Linked DNA regions of Homo sapiens: region 2 is linked to region 1. Evidence: chromatin loops called from intact Hi-C (ENCODE). Cell type or tissue: A673. All regions are shown on one strand. Each heading gives the region's core, and the rest is flanking DNA. Links, peaks and the distances in the headings are about the cores only.

What was found. A loop is a pair of places that touch in the nucleus more often than their neighbours do. Peaks named below come from ENCODE experiments on the same cell type or tissue, not always from the same donor. Only the 100,000 strongest peaks of a DNase experiment are listed, where the experiment ranks them.
Region 2: it touches region 1 in a loop (3-fold over the local background); 4 of 110 quality-filtered maps call a loop at or near these places.

The regions. Positions count from the first base shown.
Region 1 is chr9:112,096,147-112,099,061 of GRCh38, reverse strand. It overlaps SUSD1 (sushi domain containing 1), which reads left to right. Exons shown (of 17, transcript NM_022486.5): 10 at 400-592. Among named protein-coding and RNA genes, the nearest start is that of LINC02977, 57 kb to the right of the region's middle. RefSeq lists enhancers at 1-409, 410-1,329 and a silencer at 1,051-1,170. In A673, for the core only: a CTCF peak has its summit at 1,142 (motif pointing left); a DNase peak (open chromatin) is centred at 1,131.
Region 2 is chr9:112,902,040-112,904,954 of GRCh38, reverse strand. No RefSeq gene overlaps it. Among named protein-coding and RNA genes, the nearest start is that of SLC46A2, 13 kb to the right of the region's middle. In A673, for the core only: CTCF peaks have their summits at 1,432 and 1,637 (motif pointing right); a DNase peak (open chromatin) is centred at 1,624.

The sequences.
Region 1 (2,915 bases), core at 128-2,627:
GAGACAGAGAGAGAGAGAGAGAGAGAGAGAGAGAGAGAGAGAGAGAACGAAGTATTCAGAAGGGAAGGAGGAAAAAAAATAATTTTGCCCATTAGCTCCAATGTAATCTCTTTCACTTGCGTTATAATCAAGGGATTATTTTGGAATAGACTAATATTTTCTTCATCTGAGATGTAGTTATGCATATTAAGCTTGGTCCTATACCTGATTGTGAGGACAGGTAAGGTAGCTTTGTCAAGTCCTTCCTCAGGTTAGCTTGCTATTGTCTTAAAAGTAATTCTAAGTGGGCAAGGATAAATAAAAGGAACTTTCTTGTTTTAACTCCATTTTGCTAATAGTCTAGGCACCTGTTAGTCAATGGAAAATCTAATGTAACACTTTCTTTTAATCTCATGACAGTTTACCGTTCTGGGTCAGAGGTGGTATCTGGCTAACTTTTCTCATGCAACATCGTTTAACTTCACAACGAGGGAACAAGTGCCTGTAGTGTGTTTGGATCTGTACCCTACGACTGATTATACGGTGAATGTGACCCTGCTGAGATCTCCTAAGCGGCACTCAGTGCAAATAACAATAGCAACTCCCCCAGCAGGTGGGTGTAGACGTCTTTCTTTTTTGTGCCTCAGGACAAATTACCTATGTGAATTGAGCAGTGTGGGCGGGCATAAGAGTGCTAGTTTGGGAGTCAAGAGACAGGGGTTCCAGTTCTAACAAACTTTGTTAGCTGCGTCTGGGGTTCAGGATGCCTGAATCTTACCACTTATCCCCTTCCCTGAAGGGTACTGGCTCATAGAGGGCACAGACCAAGGATAGACTGATTTATTCAGAGCTCCCTGGGAGTCCTAAGTTGAGAATTCCATAAAGCATTTTATCTCTCACCCCAAATTTAAGACAACTGAACCCTAAGGGTATTCATTATCGGCAAGTAGAACGAACTTCCAGGAGACCAGAAACGTGGGTCCCACAGTGTCAGGCACTGGCAGGCAATACAGCCTCAGGACTAGGCCACGCATAAGCAAATTAACTTGACATAGAGAACAGAGGCCTGATTAAGGTCAGGCTCCTTAGAAATTCTTCCCTTGCAGTCTTTTGAGGAAGCCACATAGGTGCCAGCTGTATTAACTCCACAGCTCCCCCTAGTGGGATGGCTGTGGTGCAGCCATCACTACTATTTCTTTTGTTCTTTAATCCTGTGGGTTTATCAGACAAATTTACGGGCAACCAGAAGAGGCTACCCCTTTGAAGGAAAGCAGCAGAAGAGGGTAGGTCCTGCTGCTACCTCCCTGAAGCCGCTCTGTGATATTCACCTCTGCTCTTTGTGGGTCAGGGTGGGCAGTTTGGCCTTTGCATTTAGAAGACTCTGGGCCGGGTGCGGTGGCTCACGACTGTAATCCCAGCACTTTGGGAGGCCGAGGCTGGCAGATCACCTGAGGTCAGGAGTTCGAGACTAGCCTGGCTAACATGATGAAACCCTGATTCTACCAAAAATACAAAAAATTAGCTGGGCATGGTGGTGTGTGCCTGTAATCCCAGCTACTCGGGAGGCTGAGGCAAGAGAATCACTGAACCCGGGAGGCAGAGGTTGCAGTGAGCCGAGATTGCGCCATTGCACTCTAGCTTGGGCAACAAGAGCCAAACTCCATCTCAAAAAAAAAAAAAAAAAAAAGACTCTGAAATGTGTTAGACACTCATGAGAGCCACGTAGCACCTGAGGCTGAAAATTAATTTTTTTTTTTTGAGATGGAGTCTCGCTCTGTCACCCAGGCTGGAGGGCCAGGTGCCATCTTGGCTCACTGTAACCTCCACCTCCTGGGCTCAAGTGATCCTCCTGCCTCAGCCTCTTGAGTAGCTGGGACTACAGGCGCATACCACCATGCCCAGCTAATTTTTGTATTTTTAGTAGATACAGGGTTTCACCATGTTGGCCAGGCTGTTCTCGAACTCCTGACCTCAAGTGAGGTCTTCCAATTCAGCCTCCCAAAGTGCTGGGATTACAAGTGTGAGCCACCGTGTCTGGCTTCAGTTTTTATCCTATTTTTTTTATCAGATTGAGCCTGGCACCTTGTCCTGTCTGTATCAGCAGAGTTTGCACAAGGAGCACCTCATGACATCATAAACCTACCCCCCAACACATTTTCAGCTGCATAGTAATGCTCGCAAATTGAATATGAATTCCCTCCAATTATTAAATTCTTAGAGAAATAAAAATCTATAAATAAAATCTAGCTGGGTGCAGTAGCTCACGTCTAATTCCAGCACTATGGGAGGCCAAGGCGGGTGGATTGCTTGAGCTCAGGAGTTTGAGACCAGCCTGGGCAACATAGTGAAACTCTGTCTCTATAAACAATACAAAAATTAGCTGGGTGTGGTGGCATAAGCCTGTGGTCCCAGCTACTTGGGAGGCTGAGGTGGGAGAATCTCTTGAGTCTAGGAGGTTGAGGCTGCAGGGAGCCGAGATTGCGCCACTGCACTTCAGCCTGGGCAATAGAGCAAGATCTCCTCAGATAAAGAAATAAGAATAAATAAATCCACCTCTCCTTGTAAAATAAACTAAAATGTAAAGGCATGAAGTCCCCAGTTTTTTCTATCCTACATCTTTTCTGCTGAGTCTTGGCCAGAGTGTCCTGCTGAGTGGAGAGTGTGTTCTAGCTGTTGAAACCTAGGAATCTTGTTTTGTAATAGATGCTACTCCTTTGGTGTATAGGAGACTGGCAAATGCTGAGGTTTTGAGGCAGGCACATACTTGGCATATTCTAGGAATGTCATGGAAACCAGTATGGCTGGAGCAGAGAGCTGGGGACAGTGGTGAGAGATGAGGTCTAAACTCTAGCATGAGTATAATAAATGAGAGGCCCATGGTGTCAGGTTCAGAAAGAAGCCTGTTGTTACCTTCTCCTTTGCCTCCCTAAATTACT
Region 2 (2,915 bases), core at 296-2,795, 810 kb before region 1:
GACACCACTATTCTTTTCCTGGCAGCCACGGTGGCACGCAGTTGCCCTATCTGACCAGCAGTCCCTTACCCCTCACAGAAATGGTAGCTCTTCCTCTTCTGAGACAAGACATCATGCATTGGGGTTTTTTTTTTTTTTAGTTTTTAGTTCTTGTAGAGACAGGGTCTCACTGTATTGCCCAGGCTAATCTCAAACCCCTGGGCTCAAGTGATCCTCCCACCGTGGCCTCCCAAAGTGCTGGGATTACAGGTGTGAGCCACCGCACCTGGCCAAGAGTTCATGTTGGATATGGAAGAGATTGTTGGCTCCAGTTGGGGTCAGTGACAGACTCCTGAACTGAGGGGCTCCAGTGTCTGATCCCTTTTCTCAGCACAGAATAGGTGTTCCAGTATCTCAGTACTCAGAGGCAGTGAAAGAGTGAGAGATTGAGCCCTATCCTCTACCTCTACAGCAAAACTGAGGCCACAGCTAGAAAGGGTTGAGGACTGAATTTACCAAAACAGAGTGCTAGGAGCTTGGGGTTTTGGAAAAGGACGAATTGTGGACAAGTTGAGGATTGAACTGTCTACATTGGAAGAGAATGAGCAGTTATTTGTCATCTGGACCCAAATCCCCAAAAAAGTCTAGGCCTGGGCTTGGCTGATCTTCTACATGACAGAGGGACAGAGTCAAGCATCTCTGCTTTCAGACGTCAGTTACAGCAGGTCTCATTTTCATAGTGAAAATTGGTAAGTTTGAGAAAATTCACCCCACACAATATTTTCCCAAGACATGTTCAGTGGAAAAGTATTTATCTTTACATAGTTTAAAAGCTCAAAACTGTCCAGAAAACAAGACAAAGGTCTCCCTTAGGGTGTCCTCTTCCCATATAACATCTCATCTACATCTGGCCCATCTCACCTTCTTCCCAGCAGCCTTCTCCAGCTCAAAGAGAGGCCAGCCCTCCATCTCTTCCTCTTTACTGTACGATGTTCCATTACTTGCTCACCATCTCTCTCTCTCTCTCTGTCCTAATTTGTTTTTGTTTTTTTGTTTTTTGTTTTTTGTTTTGAGACAGGGTCTCACTCTGTTGCCGAGGCTGGAGTGCAATGGCACAATCTCAGCTCACTGCAACAACCTCCGCCTCCCAGGTTCAAGCAATTCTCACACCTCAGCCTCCTGAGTAGCTGAGATTACAGGCACATGCCTGTAATTTTTGTATTTTTAGTAGAGATGGGGTTTCACCATGTTAGCTAGGCAGGTCTCAAACTCGTGACCTGAAGTGATCTGCCGGCCTCCGCCTCCCAAAGTGCTGGGATTACAGGTGTGAGCCACCGCCCCCGGCCTCTCTGTCCTAATTATTTAATCAGTTCCTCGCTACTCGCTCCTCTCTCTGAGACTAAAATCCTTCCCAATAACCACGTTAAACAGTGTTCCTCCTGAAAACACACCTCCAGTGTACTTTGTCACATGTACCCGTAAGCTTTTGTTCATGTATCTGTGTTCACCAAAAACTTGTGACCTCCTTGAGGGACAGAGACGCCATGTTGCCCAAGGACATCATAGTCTATGTGAGTAGTGTTGGGTGGCGCACGTGATGGAATGAACGAACAATGATGAATGGCCAAGAGGAACATTTCCTCAGCTCGCTAGGTGGCGCTCAGGCATTTTTCAACTACACGATGTGGCAATGGTTCAGAGGTTGACCACAGCAATCCGGTGAGCTCACTACCATTTTCTTAACTAAGTAAACCTTTATTGCAAGGACCCTGGAATTATAGACTCAGATTCTAAAAGAAGCTTTGGGTTTTCGTAGCCTCGGGATAAAACATCTCTGGTGGAAGGAGTACAATTCTCACTTAAACAGCTCTATCTACTCAGTCATTTGTTCATGTATTCACCCAAGAGGCATTCATTGAGCACTTATGTGCCAGGCACGATGCTCCCTACTGAGGATGCAGGTGGGGAAAAAAAGGAAAAGACGTGATCTCTGTACCCAGGGAACTTTCAGGCATTAATCAAAAATTCATACAAATATCATTACATTATAACGATGGAAAGAGCTACACATGAGAGGTACATGCTGCTATGAGAACATCTAACAGACCAAGACAGGAAGTTCAAGGAAGGCTTCTTTGAGAATGGGATGGTTGAGCTAACATCTAAAGGGAGAGTGGACGCTCATTAGAGAAAATGGAAATAGGATGTCATAAACAGAGATAAAAGCATGTTCTAAGGCCCTGAGGGGAGTTGGAGGAAGTGAATGATGGAGACCTGGTGGGTGGACCATTGTGAGCAAGGGGCCATGTCATGTGAGATGAGGCTGAAGAGTTAGGGAGGGTCAGAGCCGGTAAGCCCATCATAATTCGGATTTTGGTCTTTATTCCAAGAGTAGCTGGAAGTCATTGAAAGGTTATAAGCAGAGAAATGACAATCATATCTGTGCTTTGAAAAGATCATTTTGGCTGCCATATGGCTAACGCATTGGAGAGGGCCTTAGGGATGGACAAACAAGTTAGGAGATGATTGTAGTGAAGCAGGAGAGAGAAGCTGGTGGCTTGTACTAAGGTAGGTTTGGAAAGCTCTGACTATTAAAAATTCCTTCCTTACACCAAACCAAAACTTACATCCAGTGGTCCCAGCTCTTTGCTCTGGGACCACAAAGAACCAGTCAATTCCACATCAATGTGGCAGTATTTAAGTAGCTTAAGGAATGTATTGTGCTTCCACCTCTTCCACTCTACCCCACCTTGCCCCCATTACTTAATCCTCCTTTCTTGGGTTTAAAAAGCACAAGTCTTTAAACAGGATCTCAGATAACCTGTATATGAATTCCCTTCACTGCCCCTTCTCAGGACAATCTCAATTGGCCAATGAAGACTAAATCCTTCAGTAAACCAAAGCTCCTGGAGATTAAAATGAACACAGAAAATAGG